Regions from separate parts of the Homo sapiens genome. Here region 2 is linked to region 1. A link is an interaction called in ENCODE POLR2A ChIA-PET data of the cell type or tissue named here. Cell type or tissue: HepG2. All regions are shown on one strand. Each heading gives the region's core, and the rest is flanking DNA. Links, peaks and the distances in the headings are about the cores only.

Region 1 (8,147 bases), core at 1,660-6,659:
ACTCTTCATAACAACCATTTGAGATAGGTACTAGGATTGTTCTGATTTTACAGATGAGGAAACTGAGACACAGAGAGATAATGTAATTGGCACATGGTCACATAGCTAGTAAACAGCCCAGGCTTCTCTTCCCTTAACCACAGTGCTCTTCTGTCCACAGAAGAGGACATTATTATTATTATTTTCCTACTCTAGATAAGGAAACTGAAGCCTAGAGAGCTGAAGTGATTTGCCCAACTGAATGTAACCAAAGTAGAATTCTTGATTCCCACCCACCTCTCTCTCTACATCTCCCCATCTCCGAAAAGTGTTCTAGCCAAAAATTTGAGTGTCCCTTGAGTTTTCTCTTCACCTTACCTTCTGCTTTTAATCCATCAGCCAATCTTGTTGATTTTGCCTCCAAAATATGCATCAAGTTCTCCGCTTCTCTCCATCTCCGCCGCGCTCTCTCATCTGACCACTTCATTCCACTCATACACTCTCACAAGCTATTCTCTTTCCACCTGCAGACAGCATTAGCATTTTAAACATCAGTCTCCACTGCTTAAAACTCTGCAATGGCTTGCCATTGTACTAAGAATCAAATCCAAATTATTTCCCCAACTTACAGAGCCCCCACGGTGTCTGGCCCCAAGCTCTTCCCAGACCATCCTACTGCACTTTCCCCTCCACCTGCGTGCTTCAGCCTCCAGCCGGCCAGGTCAGGCCTGCCTTCACAGTCCCTGTATCTGCTGGCCCTTGAAAGCTCTTCCCACAAACACTTCATTGCTGTTAAATGTCAACCCTCATAGAGACATTCCCTGTTCACCTGGTATGAGACAGATCCTCAGCAGCGCTCTCTCCCACTTTTCTCTTTTATTTTCTTCATGGCACTTATCACCTGCCTAATATTTTTTGTTTGTTTGTTTAGGTTATTTCCTCACCTACTGGAATGTAAGCTCTGCAAGCTTATACTAATAACTAACACTTACGTAGTCCTTATTTTGTGCCAGGCACTGTTCTAAGTACTTTATATGTGTAAACTCACTTAGTCTCCACCACTATCCTGAAAAGTTGCACTCTGAACATCTCTGTGTTTCAGAAGATAAAACTGAGCAACAGAGAGGCAAGGTAACTTATCTATGGTCACACAGCTTGTAAGTCGTGAAGCTGGGATGCAAGCCCAGGCAGTCTGGCTATGGAGTCTGTGCTCTTTTTTTTTTTTTTTTTTTTTTGAGACGGAGTCTCGCTCTTATCGCCCAAGCTGGAGTGCAGTGGCGTGATCTCGGCTCACTGCAACCTCCACCTGCCGGGTTCAAGCAATTCTCCTGCCTCAGCCTACTGAATAGCTGGGATTACAGGCGTGTGCTACCACGCCCAGCTAATTTTTGTACTTTTAGTAGAGACAGGGTTTCACCACATTGGCCAGGCTGGTCTCGAATTCCTGATCTCAGGTGATCTGCCCACCTTGGCCTCCCAAAGTGCTGGGATTACAGGCATGAGCCACCGTGCCTGGCCGAATCTGTGCTCTTAACCCTCATCCTTTATGACCTTCATGGGAGTGGGGTGCTTATTTGTATTGTTCTCCACCAAGTTTCCAGCACCTGTAATAGTGCCCGACAGAGGGGAAGCACCAATAAATATTTGTAGAATAAGCAAATGAATGTTGTATAACTGGTTTAAAGATAAAGCTTGCCTTTGAACCAGATTGGTCGGGCTCCAAAACCACACTCTCCAGAGTATGGGATTGTAGTATTTCAATTTTCAACTCAGAAATTCACTGAAGCTTGCCCTCTACTCTAAAGATGTCTACAGTCCTGTGGGGAAGGCATATTTAAGTAACTACAAGCCAGGTAGAAAAACTGCGGTGTCACAAGGAAAGGGCACACAAAGTGCCATGAGGGAGTGATAACTTTTAACTAGTAGCTCAAGGAAGGATTTGAGGTGAAAGTGGCATTTGCACTGGGTTTGGAAGACTCTGGACAGGCAGAGATGAGAAGGAGCATGTAACTGAAACTACAAGTTGTCTCCTAATGTCTGTTTCCTCTTCTTCCACAGTAATCATATTCCAAAATGTTAGCTGTGCAATTGACCACTGAGAATAAAGGCTATATTTCCCAGCTGCCCTTGCAGCCAGGCACGGCTACCTGACCATGTTCTGCATAAAAGGTTATAGAGAAGTCAGGGATGAAACTTCCATGAGGTGTTCTCAAGTGGAAGGAGCATGCCCACCTCCTTTCTTTGTCTCCCTCCTGCTGTCTAGAACATGACTCTGATGACTGGAGACAAAGCAGCTATCTTTGGCCTCAGAAGGCACATGTTGAGGATGTGGACTACAATGTTGAGGCAGTCTGATCACGAAGGCACGATATGAGGCCCGCTACAGTCTTGTTTAAGCCACTGTTACAAGTGTCTTAGGTTGGGTTACCACAGCAGATCCTAAGACAAGGCTTTATGTGCAAGTAGTTTATTAAACAGATGCTCCCAGCAGGGAGCAATGGCTCCTATCTATAATCCCAGAACTTTGGGAGACCAAGACAGGAGGATTGCTTGAGGCCAGAAGTTTCAGACCAGCCTGAGTAACATAGTGAGACCCCTGTCTCTACAAAAAATTTAAAAATTAGCTGATCAGGTCATGTGTGCCTGTAGTCCCAGCTACTCAGGAAGCTGAGGCAGGAAGTTCCTTTGAGCATAGTAGTTTGAGGTTACAGTGAGCTATGATTATGCCACTGCACTCCAGCCTTAGTGGCAAAGTGAGACCTTGTCTCAAAAATAAAAATTAAAAAAATGCTCCCAGGAGAAACCAGTAAGGGAGTGTGGAAAGTAAGACAGGGAAGGGAGGAGGACAAGCAAGGGAATGTTTCAGCAAAGCCCCAGCCTTAGCCTGGTCCCAAAGGTCAGTTCTGGAGTGTAAACTACACCTCACAGTTTGCCCAGATTTCAGACAATGGAACTAGGCTGTTACCTAGTTCAGCTAAAGGCTGCCCCTGCTTCTCTCGATGTGCAGAAGCTGTGGGAGATGATTAAACGGGTCACAGGGGCTCTGGTGCAACCTCAATGGGCCCCTTACACTGGGTTTTCTCTCACTCATAACTTAACCTAATCCTAAAAAGTACCAAAAACATTTCTGGCAGAGGGGAGAGTATAAATAAAGTGCACAGAACCTGAAGGAACAAGAGGCTATATGAAAGTATTGGAAAGGAAGAGGACAGGAAAGAAAGAAATAGGAAACAAATTTGGAAAACCAAACTGTAGTCACTGGGACTTGATATGGTTTGGCTGCGTCCCCACCCAAAACTCATCTTGAATTGTACCTCCCCACATCTCGCTTCTGCACTGCCCTAGCAGAGGCTCTCCATGAGGGCCCTGCCCCTGCAGCAAACTTCTGCCTGGACATCCAGGCATTTCCATACACAGCAGTCGGGGCCTGGAAATGTAGGGTTGAAGCCCCCACACAAAGTCCCCACTGGGGCACTGCCTAGTGGAGCACCATCCTCCAGACCCTAGAATGGTAGATCCACCAACAGCTTGCACCATGCACCTGGAAAAGCCGCAGACACTCAACACCAGCCCATAAAAGCAGCCGGGAGGGACTTTGTACCTTGCAAAACCGCAGGAGTAGAATGACATGGTTTGGCTATGTCCCCATACTGTTCTCATGATAGTGAATAAGTCTCACGAGATCTGATGTTTTTATAAGGGGCTTCCCCTTTTGCATGGCTCTCTATCTTGCCTGCCACCATGTAAGAAGTCCCTTTGCTCTTCCTTGGTCTTCTGCCATGACTGTGAGGCCTCCCCAGCCATATGGAACTGTGAGTCCATTAAACCTCTTTTTCTTTATAAATCACCCAGTCTTGGGTATGTTTTATCAGCAGCGTGAAAATGAACTAATACAGAACTGTATAAAATTTTGAATTTCTGGCCAATGCATAAACAAAGGGAAACCAAAAGGACTTTGAATCTGATGATTCAGAAGATTAATCTGGCAACTATGTGTGAGAGGAATTGGAATGAAACTTGTGTAGGGTAATACCCATTATGAGGTCATATCTATAATCCAGGCAAGAGGTAATGGTGGCACAACCCCAGGTGATGGTGCTGGGAAGGGAAAGTAGAGAATAGTTGCGAAGTCTTACAGAGAAAGATCTGGTCTTTCTAAATGCTTTGACACGAGAGAAAAGAGACAGAGAGGATCCAAACATGAAGCCAGGGACAATGGTGGCATTGCCAACAAAAATAGGTAACAGAGGAGAAGAAACAAGCTTGATAGAAAATATGAATTCTACCTATTGACATGGTGACTTTGAGATGAAGGGAAGCCTTCTAAATGGAGTTGTCAAGAAGGCAGTTAGAAATGCAAGACTGATAACAGAATTCAAGCATGGAGCCATGGATGTGTGCATTGTCTACAGAGATGTGATAGAAGCCATGACTGTGGATAGGATTACTAAGGGAGGGAGGGCAGAGACAGAAGAGGAAAAGGCCAGTATAAGATACTTGTAAGTTGTGCTGTTTGCCTGTTGCCTCTTGGGCCCATGCCACCCTCCCCTGTGGTGTGAGGGCCAAGGGACTGCCAACAGCCTTTCCCAGACTCTCTCTTGCCAGCTGGCTTCCTATTCAATTCTGCTACTAAGAGGCACTGAGACGTGGCTGAAGGACATAGGGTGAGAGAAGGGTTTTCCTCCTGTTTCCAGCTCCTGTCAATGTCCCTCCAGGAGGACTCTAGCCTAGGGCTTAGCAAACTTTTTCTGTAAAGAGCTGGACATGAAGTAGTTTAAGCTTTGCAGGCCATATGGTCTCTGTTATAACTCCTCAACTCTGCCATTGTACTGCAAGAGCAGACATAAACAATATATAAATGAATAAGGATGACCACATTGCAATAAAACTTTATTCATGGACACTGGAGTTTGAGTGTTTTATAATTTTCATGTGCCATGAGATATATCTTCCTTTTCGGTTTTATTTTCAGCCATTTTTAAAATATGAAGAATATTCTTTTTTTGTTTGCTTGTTTTTTGAGATGAACTCTTGCTCTGTCACCCAGTCTGGAGTGGAGTGGCGCAATCTCGTCTCACTGCAACCTCTGCCTCCCGGGTTCAAGCAACTCTCCTGCCTCAGCTTCCCAAGTAGCTGGGACTACAAGTGTGCACCACCATGACTGGCTAATTTTTTTTTTTTTTTGTATTTTTAGTAGAAACAGGATTTTGCCACATTGGCCAGACCGGTCTCGAATTCCTGACCTCAGACCATCCACCCGCCTCGGCCTCCCAAAGTGCTGGGATTACAGGCGTGAGCCCCGTGCCTGGCCAAAATGTGAAGAACATTCTTAGCTCGTGGGCCATGGAGAAACAGGTGGCAGCTGGATTTGGCCTATGGGCAATAGGTTGCCCGTGCTAGCTCCCAATTCTTCAGACACTCCTGGCAGCAGGTGAACTGCACCTCCTGGAGATACCAGCGCCCCAGAGGCTCAACCCCATCACAATGCATCCTCATTCTGTGGTCTGAACATGGGCCAGGCAAGGCTGAGCCTGGAGGCTCTGGTGGCCCCACTTCTTCTCTTCTGTCCCTCCAGCCCTGAGAAGGAACTCCTGTAGTTACCATATCTGGTCACTGCAGCATCTCCATTTGCCCTTCCAACCCTCCAACACTGGAGTAGTCAATTCCCTGAATACATCCCTTCTGTAAGAAATGCCTTGCATGGAATCGTTTTCCTGCTTGGACTCTGACTGACACAGAAATCCTTCCATTTTAGGGAGGGGAAGAAGAAAAGGAAGCCAAAAGGGAGAAGTCAAAGACTGAAGAGGCAAATTAGGAGTGTCCCCACACTGAAGGGAAAAGAAGCTCAGGAAGAAGGTCCTGGGGAGCAGCAGTTGCCACTGCTGAGAGGTGAAGAGGATGCCTGCGAAGAGGGTGATGAGCTGAGGAACTTCCAGAAGTCATCCTCAGGGGGTGGCAGGGGCCCGGGAGCTGGAGGCAGACAAGACACAGCCTCCTCTTGTGAGAGTTTGTGAGAGGCAGGGTCTGAGGCAGTCCCTTGTGATGCAGGAGAGAAGCATGGAGATGGCTCTGCCCGTGTCAGGACTGTCAATCCTCCCAGTTGGCAAACACATGGAACCCGGGGGTAGCCACCTTCCCTCCTGACTCTCTCCCTCCCTACACTGCACTTTCCTGGCCCTGCCTCTGATTACAGAACACACCTGGGCACTGGCTGAAGTTCCCTGCTCCTGCAGATATTCTTGTGGGTAAGCAAGCACAGGTGAATTACCAGGGATGCCCCTCCAAGAGCTGTCTTGTGAGCACAGAGGATTGTGGGTGTTTTAAACGTCTTCATGACATTAATTAATCCAGCAAATATTTATTCACCACCACCTGTGTGCTAGGCACTACTCTAGGTGGTATTGATACAGCAGTGAGTTAAAAAAATGCCTTCAAGGTGCTTATATTCTTGTGGGAGAGACAGGTAATAAACAAGTAGACATAAAAATGGCAGGTGCTGAGAAGTGCTCTGAAGAAAAATACAACAAGGTGAGGGGGACAGGGAGTGCAGGATGTGAGTGATTTTTTTCTCTGGCCCATATCAGGATGGCCTCTCTGAAGAGTTGACAAGTGAGCAGAGGCTTAAATAAGTGAGAGTGAAGAATGTTCCAGGCAGTGGGAAAAACCAAGGCAGAAGCAGGAGGTAGGAGAGTGTTTGGCATAGTTCGAGGGACAGCAAGGAGGCTTAGTGTACCTGGAGTAAATAGGCTGAAAGAGAGGGATAGGAACTAACTCAGAGAGGGTTAGGCTTTGAGTCACGATGAGGACTTAGCTGTTACTCTGAGCAGTGGGTTTGAACACAGAAGTGACACATCTAATTTTCATGTAAAAGATTGACCATGACAACTATGGGGAGAAGAAACTGCAAGATGACCCCTCCATTCTCAGAATGATGTTACTCTTCTAAAAATAGAGCTAGAAAGTCATATCCCACAAGTGTAGGTTGGTGCTCAAGTGGCTGAGTACAAGAATAATAGAAGAAAAGCTGTGAGTCAGAGTTGGCCACAACCTAAACATGAATTAGGAGTGTCATGCCACGGGGAAAACTCAAAAGGCAGACAACCCTGGGATGTGTTGGTATAGCCATGGGACACGCAAAGACTGGGACACTGACTTTGTGCGTGTTCAGCATAAGTGGGCTTCCTGCCATGCCTTCTGTTTGCAATGCTTCCCACCTGTCCCACAGTCTAGGCTGTACACAGGCCTGTCTCCCTCCACAAGCACTTCCTCCCAGTGTTTTTCCTTCCGTCTGTGTCTTTTGTGCTGTCATTCGGTCAGCAACTACCATGTATAAAACTTAATGAGCAGTGCCATGGGAGAGTCTCTGATAAGTGCTTGGAGCTCAAATCCTTTGTTAATTGTATCTAGACAGCTATGTCTGCTGTTGGCACAAATCTCTCTTGTTGGCCCCTTCAAGTTTATCCTCTAACTGTGGGCTTTTCTCCACCTCTTATAATTGTACTCTTGGTGGATTTTCCTATTTATGAAGCTCTATTGGAATATATGCCCTGCCAGAGAAAAGATCTTCTCTACTGTCAAGAATCACTGGTTTCAGTTGGGTCAGGACTGACAACCTAGCCTCTGTGTGTAGACAAGTGAAGACAATCAGGGCTAGGGTTGGCAGAATTGTGCAGGGAGTCGATATGTCATCTTCAACACCTGTACATTCACCTCTAAGCAGGGCCCTTTTTTTCTGGCAAGCTAAGGCCCTATGTGAATCAATGCAAGGCTTAAGCTTGAAGTACCTATAGCCAATCCCTGTCCCCTTTCCTGACAGGTAATGGCATCCAGAAAGAATGAAACCTTGAAGCAGAAGACATTGGGTGGCTGAGTCAGGGTGTGGGACTTGAGCCAGTTTCCACTCTGCAAAGATCGGGAAACAAGCACCCTCTCCATCTTCCCCAGCCTGGAGATGCCAGCCATGAGGACTCAAAGGGGTCTCTGGCCTGGCATTCAGCCTCCTACCCCAGAGCCCCAGGGAGAGTACTGGGGACTGGAAGCACCAAGCCAAAGGCTCTGAGAGGCCACAGTGCTTGGGGATTGAGGCTCTGAGCCCAGAAACTTTGCCAGAGAGCCACATAGTAGCTCCATAACCACCAACTCCCTGGAGCTAGAGGAAAGGAATGAAG
Region 2 (8,147 bases), core at 1,309-6,308, 380 kb before region 1:
GCAAATTATTTCTGCCAACCTTCCAATCTGTTAGCAGAATCCTGTACTTTCCATTTTTGGGTAGATTCTCCCTTCCACTCTGGGAAATAAAGTGTGTGCCCTGAGCCTCAAGGGAAGAGGAGCTTCCTTTGTGAATGCTTCATAGTTGCTTCAGCAGCTGCAAGGCTGTTGTCCACTACTAATTATGACATTGACTTATGTACTTTCTTTGAGACTGAAGTCCAGTACCTGGTAGTCCACAGGCAGCCAATAAAGGAAGGGAGCTTGGGAGGTCTGGGTCTTTCCTTACTGGCTGTGGGACCTTGGGAAGTTGCTCCAGCTATCTGAGCCAGGGTCTGCAGACTGAGAGAATAGTCCTTGCCTTGCTTGGGTTGTTGTCAGGTCTAGAGATAACCTGTGTAAGGCTCTGAACACAGGAAATGGCACATAGTAAGTGGCTGAAACATGGTGGGCTGCTTCCTGAGGTTCCCAGGGACTTGACTCTATAAGCTGAAGAAGAGGGGAATGTTTATTAGCTCATGGGTGGGAACATCTATTTTGTGATTGTATTTACCCTTCACATCTGTTCAATTAGATTGAAAATTACTGCAGAACCAGTACCAGCTGTTTCTTTGGGGTACTCAAGGGATGATGCAGGGTTGAAGCATTAGAATGTTTTAAAATTCTCTGACTGAGATGGGATGATTCTCTGACGTTAGTATATGGACATAATAGAAAGGCACACAGTAAAAATGTGCTGCTGTCTAGGAAAGCAGGGAAGGAGGCTCAGGCTGGCTTCCTTTTCCACCTCCTGGCTCTGTGCCCATTTCCCTGCAGCTCACCATGGCCACCAGCCGCTCCCGGTCCTCCGCCTTCCCCACATGGCACACAGTGCCCGTCACGCTCAGCCCCTCCCCCTGCAGCGTGGCCACCGCCTGGTCCACATTCTGCTGCTTCCGGCTGCTGACGACCACGTGGGCCCTGTCCTGGGCCAAACGCCGGGCGATGGCGAAGCCGATCCTGTGAGCAGAAAGAGACAAAGACTGCTAAGGCCTGTGCAGGGGAAGAGGTCGACAGCATGGGCTCTGAAGTTAAGACTGCCCGGGTTTGAATTCTGGCTCTTTCTCTATATAACTCCTACGTGTGCCTACTATGTGTAAAACAGGCTTAATGGCATGGCCATTTTTAGCACTGCTTTACTTATTTTTATTATGACCTGGATCACAGCCTTAGTTCCCAAGAACTGACATCACTTTCTACAGTTCCCACCACGGGTGACAGGCTTCATCTCCTGTTGGGACTGAGAGGTGAGAAATGAGCTGGGTGTGCAGCAGCAGCCACTTCCGTGATTTGAAGGTCTCACTCAGAACAGTCCTGCCGCCAGGTTTCTTTCTTACTAGTCTACATCATTCTCAAAATTCTTTCCATAATTATTTTTTGGGGTGCATGTGAAAAGATGGTCTCTGGTCAAAAACGTAAATATTGCCTTGGGAAGAAGAGTTACACATTCTGCAGTTGTCAGCCATTAGCATTTTATCTACATTTGTATTTTAGTTTTGTGAAGAGCTGGCATCTAGCAAAGTCCTGTAGAAATGAGAACCAGGACTGACAAGAGAGGTGGGTGAGAAACAGGCTGGGCAAGGTAGGCCCAGATGTACCGACCTAAAAAAAAGTCTCGACACATGGCTCTGGTGTCCCATCTAGGTAAGGGGGAGGGGTTCCGGGACACTTTCTGGAGCCCAAATAGAATGGTACATTTTCAAAAAGCTGGAGGCCTTGTTATAAGATTTTGAATCCAGATTCCCTTGCATTTCCAGTTTCTGGTCTTCCCAGAGGCTAGGTAAGGCTGGTTGACTGGGGCAGCCCAGAACACTGGGGGGACTAGATCGATGGGGCTGCACAGAGGTGGCACAGTTGTGCCAGAGGCAGCAGGGACAGAAGGGCTGGCAAGGGAGGGCCAGGGTATTCGGAGGGGCTTCAGGCGGACCACGTGGCTACTTTTTTTCCATGGCCAGACTTTGGCGGTATGTGAGGTCTGAGGACAGGGGCACTGGAGGCAAAGGACGAGACACCAGTGCATGTTTCCAGGCAGCCAGGGCCTCAGAAACTCCGGCACCAACACTCACCCGTCGGTGGAGGCCGTTACCAGGGCCACCTTATTTGTGAGCGGGTCCCGGCGGGTCATCCTGGAGCTGGCCATCCGCACCGACTTCCGTGCCCAGGCACAGAGGCCTAGCAGCCTGGCCATCTGCATGGATCAGACCAGCAAGTCTGGGTTCCACTCCTTCCAGCGGAGGTGACAGAGTAGGGCGAAGGGGCAGGACGAAGGGCGGGCCGCTTCCCTGCCTGCCCCCTTCCCGCCCTCGGCCAGCTGGGAGTCGTCTGTGGCGGTTGGCGCCTCCCGCCGCCCGCCAGTCGCCCCGCCCCGCAGCCAGCTACCTTCCGCCTGACTGGGGCTTGCCTTCCCGGGCTGGTGAGTGATCAAAGCGCTCTCCGTTCAAGTTGCCTGTAGGGCTCGCCCCTCCCCTGGCCCCCGCAGGAACCCGCAGACTTTGGCTGCTGCCCTTCTGCATCTGCTTGTCCACGTTTTCTTCTTGGGGAAGTGGGGGTTTTGAGTTGGTTGCTTTTGCTTCTTCAGAATTCCTTCTCCAAGAAAGTCTGGGTCTATGTATGTGACAGCCCACAGGAGGGCAAATGTTTTGAGACTGCCCATGGAGGTGAGGCCTGTGGTCCCCATGGAGTCCACCAGGTGAGGCTGGAGCAGCCTGGGAGAGAGACGTGATAGGCAGTAGCTGCGCCAGGCCTGGCACTGCCCTTCACTCTGCCCAAGGTCTCTTCCATCTTCACGGGCCCTTGGAGGGCAGACTACGGTCATTGGCAAAACAGGATCTCATATCCCTCGCCAAAGGGACTTCCTCCTTTACAGGGGCTAAGTGGTAGCGAGGAGGCTGGACAGTCCCTCAAGCAGTGGTGGAAATGCAAAGAACTCGGGGCACTCAAGTTCTCCCTAACCACTCTGTCCCCAGGTCTTAGCCTCCATCCTAGTTCAATAAATATTTGTTGAATGCAAAATCTCTTTATGAACTGTAAGCTACTAAGCACATAGTAGTTACTGCCACCATGTAGTGATTATTATTGGTGCCCTGGGCCAGACTCTTCATCTGTAAATTACTGAGGGTATGGATGATGAATAAAGTCCTTGCCAGCTATAAATTCTGTGTCCAAGACTTCAGTCTCCACTTCTGCCAAGTGGGCTGAAATGATCTCCCTCCTGGGTTTCCGGGAGAATGAATAAATATGGATGGCTTATGGTACAGTGTAGAAAGGCCGCAACAGACCCAAAGGTAAGTATCTGAATTAGTTTAACCCACTGGCCTCCAAAGCCAGACTGAGAAGCAGTGCTGGTTCATGGCAGCGTTTTCACTAGTTCAAAGCAAAATGAGAAAAGGAAACAATTACAGTGAGTTTCATAAAGCTAAGCTTATTTAACAGTCCTTTATTGTGGAGTATACCTTTCCTTCTTTTTGTGTGTGTGTGTGTTAGTGTTTTGTTTCAGAAAAGATGATGAAAGCAGATGGGTAGGTTTAGAGATGTGTTATTGGTGAAATCACCAGTTTGGCAGCCTTATGCCAGTCCCTACAATTAGAGGGGAAAGAATCCTGGTTTGTGAAATCCAGTTCTAGGCATGACTTTTGAATAGAATTCATGTTTGCTCAAGATTCATTTAGTATATGTGCAGGTCAGCTGAGCAGCTGAAAAAGGATTTGGACATTCAGCTGGGCGTGGTGGCTCACCCTGTAATCCCAGCACTTTGGGAGGCCGAGGCGGGCGGATCACGGGGTCAGGAGATCAAGTCCATCCTGGCTAACACGGTGAAACTCGTCCCTACTAAAAATACAAAAAATTAGCCGGGCGTGGTGGTACTTGCCTGTAGTCCCAGCTACTCGGGAGGCTGAGGCAGGGGAATGGCATGAACACGGGATGCGGAGCTTGCAGTGAGCCAAGATCACGCCACTGCACTCCAACCTGAGCGACAGATGGAGACTCTGTCTCAACAAAAAGAAAAAAAACAAGGATTTCAACATTCAAAAGGGGGTGTATGGCGAGCAAGTAATAGAACAGGCCTGCACTGGATTTCTAGTGTTTTCCTCAGCCAAGAAGTTACAGCTGCAGCACTCTGCTTTGCTACTCAGCACATCCCGATGAGACAGGAGAGCTGCAGTATAATTTTCCCCATGTCCAGGCAAAGCTGACTCTGACTGGTGCTCCTCAGTCTGAGCCTCATGAATTATTGACAGAGGCTGGAAGCGCCACACTCCTTGTGCTCTTGCACTGTTTGGAGCTCATGCACTGTGGGAACCCTTCCCAGGGCTCTCCATCTGTGTGGGGCTGGGGGGAGGGTACACAGGAGGACTGCTGCGGGGGTTCTCAGGGCTTGGTTCAAAGGGACAAGCCTCCAGGGGGGTATTTGATCTCTCTTCCTCTTCTCTTCAGAGGTAGACGGGCCCACTGAGGGGCTGAGGGTTCCAGGAAAGTGAGGAAGACCACACTTCAAAGAGCAAAGGATTCTGGGAAAAGAGAATTGTGGCTTGGGAGCTTGGTGAACAACACATGGCCCTTCCTTGTGTGGGCAGGGTTGCTATTTGGCCTCCAGCACTATTTCTTTTTCTTTCTTTCTTTCTTTTTTTTTTTTTATTATACTTTAAGTTCTAGGGTGCACGTGTACAACGTGCAGGTTTTTTACATATGTACACATGTGCCATGTTGGTGTGCTGCACCCGTTAACTCATCATTTACATTCGGTATTCCTCCTAATGCTATCCCTTCCCCATGCCTGCACCCCACGACAGGCCCCAGTGTGTGATGTTCCCCACCCTGTGTCCAAGTGTTCTCATTGTTCAATTCCCACCTATGAGTGAGAACATGCAGTGTTCTCACAGGGGGCCTGTGAGCAGAAAAGGATAGAAGGAAGTCAAGAAGTATGGGAATCTCTAGCGCTACTCCTCATCAAGCTGGCTTATTGGAGATAAGAACAGGAAATCTTGGGGTGGGCATGGTGGCTCATGCCTGTAATCCCAGCACTTTAGGAGGCTGAGGTGGGCAGATCACTTGAGGTCAGGAGTTTGAGACCAGCTGGCTGAGATGATGAAACCTCGTCTCTACTGAAAATAAAAAAATGAGCCGGGTGTGGTCTGGAGTTTGAGACAAGCCTGGCTAACATGGTGAAATCCTGTCTTTACTAAAAATACAAAAATTAGCTGGGCATGGTCAAGAGTTCAAGACCAGCCTGACCAACATGGTGAAACCCTGTCTCTACTAAAAATACATGCCTGGTGGCATGTGCCTGTAATCCCAGCTACTCAGGAGGCTGAGGCAGGAGAATTGCTTGAACCTGGGAGGCAGAGGTTGCAGTGAGCTGAGATCATGCCACTGCACTCCAGCCTGGGCAACAGAAGGAGCGACTCCATCTCAAAAAAATAAAAAAAGAAGAGGAACAAGAAACCTTTCAGGGAAATACATACATATGTGGGAGTATCTCTCTGAAATGGGAACTGTAATAGGCAATGGGATTGTTCTTGTATGGAGGTGGTAACATCTGCCTATCTTGAGGGACAAATGCCTCCATGATTGAGGGCTCTACTCTCATCCTTTTCAAGGGCTGCCTGCGGTCCAGAAGAGAATTCATCTGGGATGGATTTTAAGTCTTGCATTTTGCAATAGCTGTCCCAGATTCACTGTTGAGTCATGCATCACTGACACAAGTCAGGATTAGGCTATGTGGAAGGGCTGGTGTGGGATTAGGACAACTGCCAAGCAGAGAAATAATAGTAAGAGTGTTAACAGCATTTATTGAGCACTTCCTTAGTAAGTGCTGGCAAGTGTTAAGTGCTTTTTAGAAATTTTATTGAATATTTTTAATCTGGTGAAATGGGTGTTTTAATGTAGGGAGCCAAAGGCCTGAGGGTCGTGACCAACTCAGCATTCCACTGAAGGCTATATGATCAAACAGCCAACTGTTTATCATGATTGCAAAATGTGGGCAAACTCGCTTCTGCACCTGCCACCAGGAGGTTTGCTGAGGGCAATTACTCCCTGGTGCTGTGCTCCTTGAGGTTATCTACTGGAACCTCTGGAGACTACTGTTCAAAGAATGCAGTCATACAAGCCTACACTAAGTCAAGCAGCTTACTGACAACCACCCCTTTCTCCCTATCTCCTTTACTCAGTAAATACGAAGGGGTATAGAAGCTCAGGGCCCTTGTTCCCTAGAAGAAATGAGCCCCCTGACCCCTTCTTCCATATGTACTCATTTGTCTTTATTACCATGTTAATCTTCTTTTGTTCAGTCCACCAAGGACTGTGGCATTTTAAATTCTTTTTTTTTTTTTTTTTTTTGAGATGGCATCTTGCTCTGTCATCAGGCTGGAGTGCAGTGGCACAATCTTGGCTCACTGCAACCTCTGCCTCCCGGGTTCAAGCGATTCTCCTGCCTCAGCCTCCCGAGTAGCTGGGACTACAGTACCTGGTGAGCTAGCACAACACCTCGCTCAGCTAATTTTTGTATTTTTAGTAGAGATGGGGTTTCACCATGTTGGCCAGGATGGTTTCCATCTCTTGACCTAGTGATCTTCCTGCCTTGGCCTCCAAAAGTGCTGGGATTACAGGCATGAGCCACTGCGCCCGGTCGGGTGTTTTAAATTCTATATGTGAAAGTCGAGTGAGTGATGACAACCTCAACCACTGTCTGTGTTGTATAGCTACACTTCATTTTGATGACATTGTTGGGGGATTGATACTTTTCATAGAAATCAATTTTCTCTGAATTGGAATTTTAACTTTCAGGATCAGTGTGTTTTTCAAATCAACACATCTGTTCATTAAATTATAAAAATAAAACATGCTTATTATTTTAAAAAGGGAAAGAAAGTTATGTGAAAAGTAAAAGGTAACTCTTCCCTATGGTTCTTTTACCTTCTTCCCATACAGCTCTTGGCTTTGTGTATCTTTCCAGAAGTTTCCTATACATTTACATGCATTTTTCTTTTAAAAATTGTTTCCACAAATGAGATTACACTGCACATACTGCCCTTCAAATTGCATTTCTTTTCTTTCTTCTATGCTCCAACTCTTTTTAATTTCTTTTTTTTACATTTTTTCTTTTTTTAAATTATTATACTTTAAGTTCTGAGATACATGTGCAGAACTTGCAGGTTTGTTATATAGGTATAAACGTGCCATGGTGGTTTACCGCACCCATCAACACGTCATCTATATTAAGTATTTCTCCTAATGCTATCCCTTCCCCAGCCCCCTATAAACCCAACAGGCCCTGGTGTGTGATGTTCCCCTCCCTGTGTCCATGTGTTCTCATTGTTCCACTCCCACTTATGAGTGAGAACATGTGGTGTTTGGTTTTCTGTTTTTGTGTTAGTTTGCTGAGAATGATGGTTTCCAGCTTCATCCATGTCCCTGCAAAGGACATGAACTCATCTTTTTTTATGGCTGCATAGTATTCCATGGTGTATATGTGCCCCATTTTCTTTATGCAGTCTATCATTGATGGGCATTTGGGTTGGTTCCAAGTCTTTGCTACTGTGAACAGTGCTGCAATAAGCATATGTGTGCATGTGTCTTTATAGTAGAATGATTTATAATCCTTTGGATATATACCCAGTAATGGGATTGCTGGGTCAAATGGTGTTTCAGGTTATAGGTCTTTGAGGAATGGTCACACTGTCTTCCACAACGGTTGAACTAATTTACACTACCACCAACAGTGTAAAAGTGTTCCTATTTCTCCACATCCTCTCCAGCATCTGTTGTTTCCTGACATTTTAATGATTGCCATTCTAACTGGTGTGGGATGGTATCTCATTGTGGTTTTGATTTGCATGTCTCTAATGAGCAGTGATGATGAACTTTTTTTCATGTTTGTTGGCTGCATAAATGTTTTCTTTTGAGAAGTGTCTGTTCACATCCTTAGCCCACTTTTTGATGGGGTTGTTTGTGTTTTTCCTTGTAAATTTGTTTAAGTTCTTTGTAGATTTTGGATATTAGCCCCTTGTCAGATGGATAGATTGCAAGAATTTTCTTCCATTCTGTGGGTTGCCTGTTCACTCTGACGATAGTCTCTTCTGCTGTGCTGAAGCTCTTTAGTTTAATCAGGT

What was found. ChIA-PET counts read pairs that join two places held together with the same protein. Peaks named below come from ENCODE experiments on the same cell type or tissue, not always from the same donor. Only the 100,000 strongest peaks of a DNase experiment are listed, where the experiment ranks them.
Region 2: POLR2A ChIA-PET joins it to region 1 with 5 read pairs; 1 of 35 experiments calls an interaction of 5 or more read pairs at or near these places.

Annotation. Positions count from the first base shown.
Region 1 is chr14:23,605,071-23,613,217 of GRCh38, reverse strand. No RefSeq gene overlaps it. Among named protein-coding and RNA genes, the nearest start is that of DHRS2, 27 kb to the left of the region's middle. RefSeq lists an enhancer at 6,820-7,029. In HepG2, for the core only: a CTCF peak has its summit at 3,083; DNase peaks (open chromatin) are centred at 2,897 and 3,597; H3K4me3 peaks cover 842 bases.
Region 2 is chr14:23,983,034-23,991,180 of GRCh38, reverse strand. DHRS4L2 (dehydrogenase/reductase 4 like 2) reads right to left here and starts at 2,252. Exons shown (of 8, transcript NM_198083.4): 1 at 2,106-2,252; 2 at 822-999. The coding sequence starts at 2,233. RefSeq lists a silencer at 2,237-2,486 and an enhancer at 2,657-2,716. In HepG2, for the core only: no CTCF peak of the experiment used is centred there; DNase peaks (open chromatin) are centred at 2,370, 4,260 and 5,739; H3K4me3 peaks cover 2,218 bases.